Regions from separate parts of the Homo sapiens genome. Here region 2 is linked to region 1. Evidence: chromatin contacts called from ENCODE Hi-C or POLR2A ChIA-PET data. All regions are on one chromosome and are shown on one strand. Each heading gives the region's core, a stretch centred on a gene start or an enhancer-like site at or near the end of the contact. The rest is flanking DNA. Distances are from core to core; before and after follow the strand shown. Region 1 overlaps GPR84-AS1 (GPR84, ZNF385A, ITGA5 and GTSF1 antisense RNA 1). Region 2 holds the start of SUOX (sulfite oxidase).

Region 1 (5,404 bases), core at 2,734-5,233:
CAGCTCTGACCCCCAGCCTGCCTGGGGCCTGGGTCAGAGGGGAGACAAAGACAGGATTTATCACCAGTATTGAGAAGTAGCCAGAGACCAGGGCTGAGGGCAATGGCTGACCTCCTTCAGATAGGAGGGAGCACTAGGCCGGATGCCGGGAGGCTGGAAGGCTGGGTTCCAGTGGCTGCTGCTCACAACCCCATTTTCCCACTCCAGCTTTCCTCTCTCCCTTGTCTCTGAAGACTTGGAAAACAGAGAAGAGTATGACCCTGAGGTGATTTTAGGCCTCTGAAGGAAAACCTGGGAGAAAGGAAGAGATGAGATTGATATCTTAGGGTTATTCTTTTATGGATATGGAAGAGGATTTGGAAACTAGAGGCAATCAGGCACCAACTGTTTCCAGGGCTGGGAAAGAGTTCAGGCCTAATACTGCAACAGATGAGAGGGACTGTCCTCTAATATAGAGAGGGACTTCTCAAGAACAGGCCCTGGTTGCCAGTAGGAAAGGAAATAGGGGTGATTATGGGTCCTGAAAGGTGGGAGAAACAGTCTCACCTGAAGAAAGAAGAAAGAAATGAAATTTACCAAGGGCTAATTCTAGCTCTAGCCCCTCTGAAAAAGTCTTCTTCCCTAAGATCCCCAACTCCCTCCTGAGAGGTACAAGGAGCAGCTGGTCCTTTACAGTAAATACACTATTGGCCCGAAATTGTCTCTACTCAGCAGACAGGGTGTGTGCTTGAGGAGAGGGAACAGTATGATCCAGGAGTTTCCGAGAAACCAGACTGTATATCTTTCAGTGGACAGCTCCCGCAGCTTCTCTAGCTGCCCTTGGAAGCCCACCACCAGCCCCTCTAGAATCTCAGTGTGTCAGAAGCCTCCACAAACCCAGCTCAGAATCTTTCATGCCCCTTCCAGCCCCTGGCACCCAACTTCCTGCTTCTTGCCTTTACCCTATTGTCCTGGAAGACGGCTGCTAGAGTTACCTCCGAGTGAGAAGACAGTGGAAGGATGAGAAACTGAGGGATCTGGGAGTTACCAATCTACCAGTTTCTCACCACAATCCCACCAAGCATTCCCACCCGGGTCTGGTGAGGGAAAACTTGTGGTCTCTCTTAAACTCCTCTGCAAGCTGAAACCATTCTGTCAATTTCTGATGCAAAGCCCAAAATTGGAAATTTTAGTGGGAAGGGGTTGTGGATTGCAAGAGAATGGGAGAGGACAAAAGAATTGGGTGGAGGGGGGTGGTGTGGGCACACCAAGTAAGGAAGAAACAGGAAAGGGGAGAAGAGAGCATGTCTTTTTTCCTCAGTCCCCCTTCCCCCAGTTGAAGAGGCAGATTTACAGCCTTGGTTTGGAGAGGGGGTGAGCATAAGGAAGACAGATCTGCAGTTCTGCCCTCTGAGTGTCTGGGTACTTAGCTTTAACTCCCCCATTAGCATCAATCCCCATCTTGCTGCCCATCCGTCTTCTGACATCAGCTCCTTCCCCTCTCTGTAGCCCAAGCTTTCTGACCCTAAGTGGCTCTTAAAGGGCCAGTCTAGACCCTTCCCTCCCTCCTGCCACTCCAGGCAGCAGTCTAGTGTATGTACGCATGTGCATTGTGGCCAGCCTTGCTAAGGCCATAGCGGTTGGAGGGCATGGGGGATGGGGGCGATGTGTGACTCTTCCCCAGCTCTGTTTTCCTTAGGTCTCCCTTATATTATGGACCTCCATCTTTGTTCACTACCCACCCAAACCCAGAACAAGCCCTTTCACTGGGTTGGGGGGTCACAGACACATGGCTTCTAGAGCTGAGGGCTGCAGAAGGTATGTGGATCCATAGGCAGATCCACCACCCCTTCTCAATTTCCTGGAGGCCCAGAGCAAGGGATGTCAAGAAGTATTGGCTGTTTTTAATTCTCAGCAGCAGTGAGGGTGGGCAGGTTGGAGGCCAAGACTCCTAGGAGATGCCCTGAGCCCCACATTCCTAGCCTCCTTTCCCAGGGATCCAGGCTGTGGTCTGTGGAGGTGGGGGATTTCAAATCTTCCTTTCCTGTGAGGATGGTGACAGGCCAGAGAAATCTGCCTCTGAATTTTCTGGCTTATCTCCCCTATTCCTCAGCAACTGAGCTTAAGGGGACAGGGGGGAAATGGGCTTCTCCCCACCTTCTGCAAAAATGTTGTAACTGCACACTAGGGGCTATACGAATGCCAGGATGCTTGGAAAGTTCCTCCCCTATCTGCCTTCAATCCTTTCTGCTGCAAAGCTCTGCAGTCCTCTGAGGGGCTCTACAGGATAGTCAACCCCTCTTCCTGATACCTGAAACCCATTCCTCACCTCCGTCTGTGCTTCCTTCTCTGGCTCAGGAGGAGAGGGAATGTGTGGGTGGGGCCTTGGGAAAATGGCCATGTTAAAAATAGGAGCCCCCAGCTGCACCCCCCAGTGGACCCTTATTTATCACCTTCTAAATCTCACTCTCAAAGAAGCATAAATATTCCTAATTCCTGAAGGCCACCCTGGACTCATAAATTTAACTGGGGAGGTGGGCAAGGGGAGGAGTGAGGTGCATGGGATGGGGAGCTTACTGCAGCCTTGAGGAAGCAGAATATCTCCTGGGGGAGGCGCCTGACTCGTCTGTCCCCTTGCAGACGCCAATGGGTCTTCATAGGGGAGGAGGAGGAGCCTTTCTGTCAATATTTCCGTTGGGGAGTAGTCTTCTCTCACGGCACCTTTCCTCCCTCCCCTAAAAACAAACAAAAAACCAAAAACCTACCTTCCTCCTGGTCTTTCCCATTAGTTCTCTGTCGCTCTCCCTCTCTCTTTTCTTTGCTATTACCTTCCAGTTGTCCTTTCCTGCTTCTCCCTCTCTCTCACCTCCCTATTGCGCCTTTCTCTGTCTTTGCTTCTCTAATGCTTTTCCTTTTCAGAGCCATTGTGTGAAAAGGAAATTTCCGTCTCTTATTCAGTCTGGATAGTGAGATTTGAAAAGTCCCTCTCTCGATGCCCGATTTCCCTGCTTCAGCCCGTGTGGCCCCTCAAATGTGTCCTTTCTCTTCATCTCTCCTTCTTTCTTCTCGGATCTTGGACAAATTACCCAACCCCCCATTTAGCTCCTTAACCCTCTCTCTCTTCCCCTGCCTTCCTTCTCTCCTCAACCTTCCTTTCTTTCTGTCATCCTTTTGCCCTCTCAGTTTCCCCTTCGTTCCTCAGCTCGGAATCCTCTCTCCCTGTTCAGTCTCCTCTGCTCTCCCTGTCGGCCCCCATCCACACCCCTCAAACTCGACTCCTCGGCCCATGTGTACCCTCAGACCCCATCATCCCTTCAGTTCCCGTTACCACCACACCCCAGTTTCCCCTCCCAGTGGACGAAAGAGAAGGGAGGAGGGGGCCTGAGGAACAGGTAGAGGGAGCGCCATTCCTTGAGGGGAGGGAAAGAGGGGAAAAAAGCGGGGGAGAGGAGGAGGGACGCGGCGGGAAGGGGAGGGGAGGGGCATCCTCACTCCTCACTCCCTAGCAGCTGCACCCCCCTCCCCGCGGCTGCTGAGCCATAAATCAGGGCCAAGGTGGTTTGGCCAATGGTAGAGTGACTCGTAAATCGGCCTGTCAAGCTCAGCCAATGAGAGGCGGCGTTAAATCAAGTTCTGTCAGCGCTTGGCCAATGAAAGGCCCTGGGCTGACCATAAATCTGCCTGTAAGAGACAGCGAAAGAGAGAGAGCGTGCGAACGAGCAAGAACAGCCCGGGCGGGCGACTGGGGAGGGGGCGGGGGGAGCGCGGCAGCGGGGATTGGAGAGACGAGCTTAGGAGAAAAAAAAAGGCGATAACAGAGGTACAGGAGATGAAGACAGCCTACAGGAGAGACGGACAGATGGAAAGAGACAAAGAGAGGCAGTGAGAGATAGCGTCAGAAAGTCAGGGATAGAGCTCGGACTCGGGCGAGAGACTGACAGAGATAAAGAGACAAAGAGAGACAGACAGTGACTCACACTCGTGAGCATAAAGGGCCTCCAAACACACACACATCCCGAGACACGCATGAGCAACGCACCACGAGGGACCCAGTGCATGGCCTCACTCGCCAAGCACAACCGCAAGAGAGAGAAGGCCTCAAGAAAGCCTGGCTTTTCTTCAGTTTCATTCCCCTCATTCAGCCCTTATTGAAATTAGGGGCTGGGGTGGATGTGTGGGCCGTGGCGGGTGGCTGCTTTTTTGCTAAGATCTGTCCTCTATGGTCTTAGACCCCAGGATTTCCTTCTGTGTCTCCTGAGTTTTTTTTTTTTCCCCCCAGCGACTGATAATTGGGAAGTCCTTTCTGAGGTCTAACCTCAATCCCTATTGCTTCACCTTTCTACTTGACACCGTTGTGATTTGCCTTCTAAGGACATGTAAAGTGAATCCTTTTACAACTCTTCAGAGTTGTCAACTTTCAGAATCTTAGAAGGTCTGAATAGGAAGGACAGTTAGGGATCATCTGGACACTTGATCCTAGTTTTAGAAAGGCGGATTTGAGACTCTGCCCTCAAATCACGGTCTTACAACGTACTAGGCATTCGGCCTTGGACAAATTACTTAACCTATTTGTGCTTCAGTTTTCACATTTGTAAGAAAGAAATTATAATAGATACTTCATGGTAATTTTGTGAGGATTACATGAAATAATATATGTACAGGGAACTGCACTGGGCACGTGTTAAGAGTGTACCCCGCACCCCGCTTTGTACAGATGATAAAATCTGAGCCCCAGAGTGGTCCAGAGATCTGCTCAAGTTCCGAGAGCTAACTATGAGAGAGCCTTGACTGAAACCTTTGTCTCTACACCCATAAACTGTTGTTCTTCATTGGTCCAACAGTTTACCTGGACCCCTGCCTTAGTAGCCCCAGCTTGATTTGGTTTAGGCTCCTGTGACTTTCGTGGAAGGAGGACAACCAAAAGTGCATGTTCCATATTAGGAGTCAGGATTCCTGGACCCTAGAAGTGTGTTGCATGTGAGGGTATCAATCTGTCCACCCCAACTGTGGTTCTTTCTGCCCTTAATATCTTCAGATTTTACTTTGTTCTCTCAAACCATGGACTTGGGGGAGGGAGGGGACAACATGCAGCCAGAGCATTAAGGTCAGCATGACTCACATTCCATCCCCAGTGCCACCCCAGTGCCCACACCGCTACTTCCCCCAGCCCCACCTCAAGTAGACAGGAATATCTCATGAATAATAAATGTCTCATTCTTCACTTTTCTTCCTAAGCTTTGGGGGAAAGGGAGGGTGAAGATCCCTGGGTCTCTACTCCCTGGTCAGGGGTCTCTGGATTCCCAGTCCTGCCTTGTGTCCTCAACTGGGAAGCCAGAAAGGAAACGCAGAGAACCAGCGTCACCTGGTGGCCACAGGTGCTTTAAGGATGTGTGTAAGCACGCACATTGTGACAGGATTTGGTCAT
Region 2 (5,184 bases), core at 2,568-5,067, 1.6 Mb after region 1:
TAGCACAGGCCAAGGTAGGGGAGTAAAAAGGAGGTCAGGCAAAAGGGAGGAGTTTTCTGTCCTTTCCCAGGTTTCACACTCAATTTGATATCCATTACCATGTCTTTTCTACTTCCTTGTAAATAGGTATGATCTTTATTCCCACTGTACAGTCTGTTCTATCCTCTGCCTCCCATCAGGCCCTGTTTCTTTGTTCCTTTGTTAATATCTTGAATTTAGTCCCTCCATCCTTAATCCCCCCATCCCTCCCCATCATGCAACCAGTGGTTTAATCCATGTACCAATAGGGGCTAGTACCACAGAGGCCTCCTGTGGTGCCCTCGTATCATACCACCTGTTCCTGTGGAGAGGGAATGACCGGCACTGAAGGTACCTTACAACTGGCTCATATTATCAGAGGACCTTGGTCCTTTCTAAATCTCTAGTCTCTCTTCATATCCTTCATCAGGTGTTTTAAGATGTCTCTGAGAAGCCATCAAGGCAAAAGAGAACTTTAAGTTCCTTGTTCCAGCCCGGAGTTTTGGGAAAGAAAGAAAGGAAAGGTCACAGTGACCTAGGATTGGAACCTTCCTGCCCTTTTGGCTTGCAGACTGCCTTCTATCCCAGAACAGCTGAGAAATCTATGAAGCTGAGATTCTGAAGGACCCAGCTTAGGTTCTTCCACTTAGGCCTCAATTCCCTTCCTTTTCCAGGGGCAGCCTTAGTTCCCATGGCCCTGAAACACACACATTTCCCCCTTCCTTTCCCAGAAGCCACTGGCCCCCCATAGCACCCAGTGCATCCTTTTTACAAGTGGAAGAACTAGGATGGCTTTCCAAAGTCTTCTAGAAATGAAGTTCTTTCTCTGTGCAGCTTTCCCCCTTGGAGCAGGAGTGAAGATGTTTCATTATCTTGGGCCTGGGAAACCACTTCCCCAGGCTTCTCCCTCCCCCCACCCCCATAGGAACAGGATTTGGCCTTAGCTTCTGGGCCTATCGGCTGCCTTCCCTCTACTTCCTACCACCTCTTCTGCCTTCCTTTGAGCTCTGTTGGGCTTGGGGATCTTAGTTTTCTTTTGTTTATTTCCCAGCTCATTTTTTTCTTCTGGTCAGTTTTTTTAAGGGGGGGTGTTGTGGTTTTTTGTTTTTGTTTTGCTTCTGAGAAAGCATTTGCCTTTCTTCCTCTCCCAACATAACAATCGTGGTAACAGAATGCGACTGCTGATTTACCGATGTATTTAATGTAAGTAAAAAAAGGAAAAAAAGAAAAGGGCATTGGAGTGTTGCTTTTTTTTATTTTATTGTTATTATTATTATTATTTTTGCTATTTGTCAGGTACTAGGAATTTGGAAGAAAGGATACCCAGTAATGTTCTACTGAATCAGAAACACACCTTTCCCTGCATCTTGATACATCTTTATTCCCTTTAATCTTTTCTTAAACATCTAGTTTAGAAAATAGCCCTTCTATTGCTATTTAATCACCCCTCTTCTAAGGCCACTAGATTGTTCATCAAATCAAACCCTATTATATCTTTTTAGGCCCTCTTAACAGAATGTATATGTGTAGGGTATGGTCTGTGGATCTTTGGGCCCACTGATCAGATTAGAGAGAGGGGTGCTATTTGAAGTAGTATACAAAAATGTATGTGCATATTTCTTTTTTTTTTTTTAATTGAGACGGAGTCTCTGTCGCTAGCCTGGAGTACAGTGGCACGATCTTGGCTCACAGCAATCTCCGCCTCCTGAGTTCAAGTGATTCTCCTGCCTCAGCCTCCTGAGTAGCTAGGATTACAGGCACGCACCAACACACCCAGCTAATTTTTGTATTTTTAGTAGAGACGGGGTTTCACCATGTTGGTCAGGCTGGTCTTGAACTCCTGACCTCGTGATCCACCCACCTTGGCCTCCCAAAGTGCTGGGATTACGGGCGTGAGCCACTGCGCCCGGCCGTATGTGCATATTTCTAGGATCCATTTCTATATGTTTCTCAAAGGGGTCCATGACCCAAAGGTTGAAAAACATCACTGAGTTAGTTTTCTTGTAGCTTCCACCTCAACGGGAAAATTTCCTCTGGATCTGCTCTTGACTCCTAGTGTACTTCAAACCCTTCAGTCCACCACAGTCTAAAGGTCGAGGGAAGGGAAATGAAATAGGATTATGTGTGGTTGCAGTAGGCTTTAAATTCCAAAGAATCTGAAGGTGGATAGGAAAGAGGACTGGTGCCAGACAAATCTGACATTCTAGGCCTGTCTCTGTCAACTTAACCAGCTGTGGCCTTGATCAAGTTAGTTAGTGCCTTCCGCCTCGTTTCTTCATCTGTAAAGTAAAAGCTGAAGATTAAGGTCAATTATGTAAAGTATGTGTGTCACACAAAAGTAGATGACACTATTAGGAAGGAGGCTTTTAGATAGTCCCTAACTGACTTCTCTGTATCTTCCTTTGGCTGAGACTTTTTTTTTTTTAGGTTGAAGCTCGCTTTCTCTCTCTCTCCCTCTTTCTCCCTCTCTCTCTCTCTCTCACTCTCTCTCTCTCCATATATATATACATATATATATATATATATATTTTTTTTTTAACAACTGGTAGGATAGGTTGGGCATTAGCCTTCTTCAGTGATTTGATTGTATACAGATTGAAATCCTTTCCATTTCCAAACACTTAAGAGCCAAAGCCAACTTGCCAACTTTTCACTGTCGGTTCCCTTACCTTATATCTCTTGGTAATACCCCCCACCCCCGTTCCCTGATTCCTGGTAAAAGCTCTAGTTGGAGAGCCGAAAGGAAAGGAAATGATCTTTCAAAATTAAAGGTGAACACCTTCACTTAAACTGATTAAAATTGCAGCTCCACCGTCCGGCCTCTAGAGGGCAGTGTATGGATACATTTGTCCAGATTGGGGGACTAGGTTTGATAAATTTTGTCCTGCATCAAATGACAAAAGGGTAATAGGAAATGTATTATATTTATGCCCCTTACTTTGAGATAAGAGACTACAACCTTCATACTTCGGGGTGTTAAGCTGCCATTGCTCTTGTTAAGGGGCAGTTTGTTTTTTAAGAGATGGGGTCTTGCTCTGTTGTCCAGGCTGGAGTGCAGTGCCGCGATCTTGGCTCAGTGCAACCTCGAACTCCTGGGCTTAAGCGATCCTCCCGCCTCAGCCTCCCGAGTACTGGGACTACAGGCGTGTGCCACCAAGGGGCGATTATTATTTTTTTTTTCTACGCAAAATAAAAGACGGCTATTCAGTGTTGTTGTTTCATTTTTGTTTGGGGAGAAATTCGACTAGCCCAAGGAATCTCAAATTCTTGGAACCACTATTTTAGGCATTTCTGTTATCATTCCTGGAATACGAGAACTAAGCGATTGACTTTGCTTTCCCTAAAAGATAAACAGGGTAGTTGTAGTTGCAACAGAGTAGATAGAGGTAGGTCTACCCTGGGTTTAAAGTGGAGATCACAGCCGGGGAAAACCGGACTGGATCCCGAGGCCTCCTCCAGGGAGGGGCGGCAGGGGTGTCTCAAAATCTCCCACCTGTCAGCCCAACTTTTGGATTCCTTGTCACCTTCCACACTGCCCGAGCTCCGGACATACAGCCCTGGTGCACAAGGGTCCCATTCTTTGCACACCAGGGGTATAATGGACTCCGGACTGTTGGCGAGAGTGACAGCAAAAAGAGCCAGCCTCTTCTCCCAGGCTTCTTAGCAACCTGCCTGTCTCGGCTCCAGGAGGCGGGTTCCAGCCAATGGTTGAGCCACCCGCTTCCAGCCAATGGCTGAGGGATAAGCTGAGGGGAGTGAGAGGTCACTTACTGCAGCCGGACATAACGGCGCTGGCCCCGCCCCTTCTCGAGAACTCGCAGAGCTGGGCTGGTAAAATTGCAGTGCTGAAGACACTGGACCCGGTAAGGAGACTGGGGGTGGTAAAGAAGCTGGGGAGGAAGGGCTGCTGAGCTGGGCAGCGGAGGGGGCCTTGGTGTCCAGCTGTGCTCCGAACCTCAAGGGCAACAAAACTATCAGTACCTGCCTCCACTCCTTCTGTCTGGGTGCTCTTGAGATCGCGGGGTGTTGCCGCAAGACCCTTTTGTGCCTGGATGCCGGACGTATGTTCCTACCTAACGTGCCCATGGGGAGTGAGGGGTCATCACCTGCACCAACGGGTGGCATTTCTGTATTACAGCAAAAGGCTGTCCCTCCCAAACCTGGGATTCTGGGCTCACTGAGTTCACCTGCGAGTCAGCCCTACCTGCACTGCTCTGGTCTAGTACAAACAGGCTGCTGGCATTGAGGTAGGTGGCAGAGAGAGTAATGGTCCCATGGCCCAGGGGCAAGGTGAAGACTGCTCCTATTCCCATCTCTAGGTTTCCTTTCCTCCCTACCCACGACCCACCCACCCCAGCACATTGGTCTCCAGCATCTCATCAGCAGTTTAGACATTTGTCACCCCTCCTCACTTTGGCCCTGCTGGGTCAGTGCTCTCTGTTCAGCAATTTGAGGAAGAAACTTGCAGGGCAGAGAGCAGAAAAATTACCTTCCTTCTCCAGCCTGCCCCTGACACTCTGGCCATTAACTCCTCAATTTGCTGAGCTCACTACAGTGGCACAGAGAAGATTGAGGTGGTCCGGGACCCTAGGTTGGGGTCCAGTTCCCAGCTGGGTTCAATTTTTTTTAGGGTGAATGGAGGGAGAGTTGGGGACTGAAAAGCCTTCAAAGACAATGTTATTACAGCAGTCTCCCCTTATCCAAAGTTTCCTTTTCCTGAGTTTCAGTTAGCTATGGTCAACCGCTTGGAAAATAGTTGAACACAGTACAATAAGATATTTTGAGGCTGGGAGTGGTGGCTCATGCCTGTAATAATCCCAGGACTTTGTGAGACCAAGTTTGAAGGATCACTTGAACCCAGGAGTTTGAGACCAGCCTGGGCAACATAGTAAGACCTCATCTCTACAAAAAAAAAAAAAAAAAGACCATGCATGGTGGCACACGCCTGTGGTCCCCGCTACTCAGGAGGTTGAGGCAGGAGGATGGCTTGAGCCCAGAAGTTTGATGCTATAGTGAGCTGAGATCACGCCACTGCACTCCAGCCTGGGCAGAGCAAGACCCTGTCAGGGGCAGGGGGAGGGGAGGGGAAGCCGGACAGTGGCTCATGCCTGTAATCCCAGCACTTTGGGGGCTAAGGCAGCAAGAGGCCAGGAGTTCAAGACCAGC

Evidence for each region. Hi-C counts contacts between places; a loop is a spot of excess contacts on that map. ChIA-PET counts read pairs that join two places held with the same protein, here RNA polymerase II (POLR2A). Pooled maps may share reads with other maps.
Region 2: a loop to region 1 is called in a pooled map, with 5 times the contacts of the local background. The contact joins the promoter of SUOX here to the enhancer-like site in region 1. A Hi-C loop is called at or near these places in 1 of 50 pooled maps. POLR2A ChIA-PET finds 5 or more read pairs at or near these places in 2 of 52 experiments (A673 and WTC11).

The regions. Positions count from the first base shown.
Region 1 is chr12:54,355,693-54,361,096 of GRCh38, forward strand. All of the region lies in intron 1 of GPR84-AS1 (GPR84, ZNF385A, ITGA5 and GTSF1 antisense RNA 1), which reads left to right. It also overlaps a transcript of GPR84 not described here. Among named protein-coding and RNA genes, the nearest start is that of GPR84-AS1, 4.7 kb to the left of the region's middle. RefSeq lists enhancers at 1,252-2,077, 2,078-2,902, 2,903-3,727 and silencers at 3,285-3,524, 3,535-3,604, 3,755-3,934. Within about 2 kb of position 3,984, at least 40 of the 41 ENCODE cell types and tissues checked have a DNase peak (open chromatin) inside an H3K27ac peak, as active enhancers do; they include A673, where a contact is called at or near this core.
Region 2 is chr12:55,993,459-55,998,642 of GRCh38, forward strand. It overlaps SUOX (sulfite oxidase), which reads left to right and starts at 3,818. Exons shown (of 5, transcript NM_001032386.2): 1 at 3,818-3,881; 2 at 4,157-4,265. It overlaps RAB5B (RAB5B, member RAS oncogene family), which reads left to right. Exons shown (of 6, transcript NM_002868.4): 6 at 1-3,225. RefSeq lists an enhancer at 3,592-4,092 and a silencer at 3,678-3,867.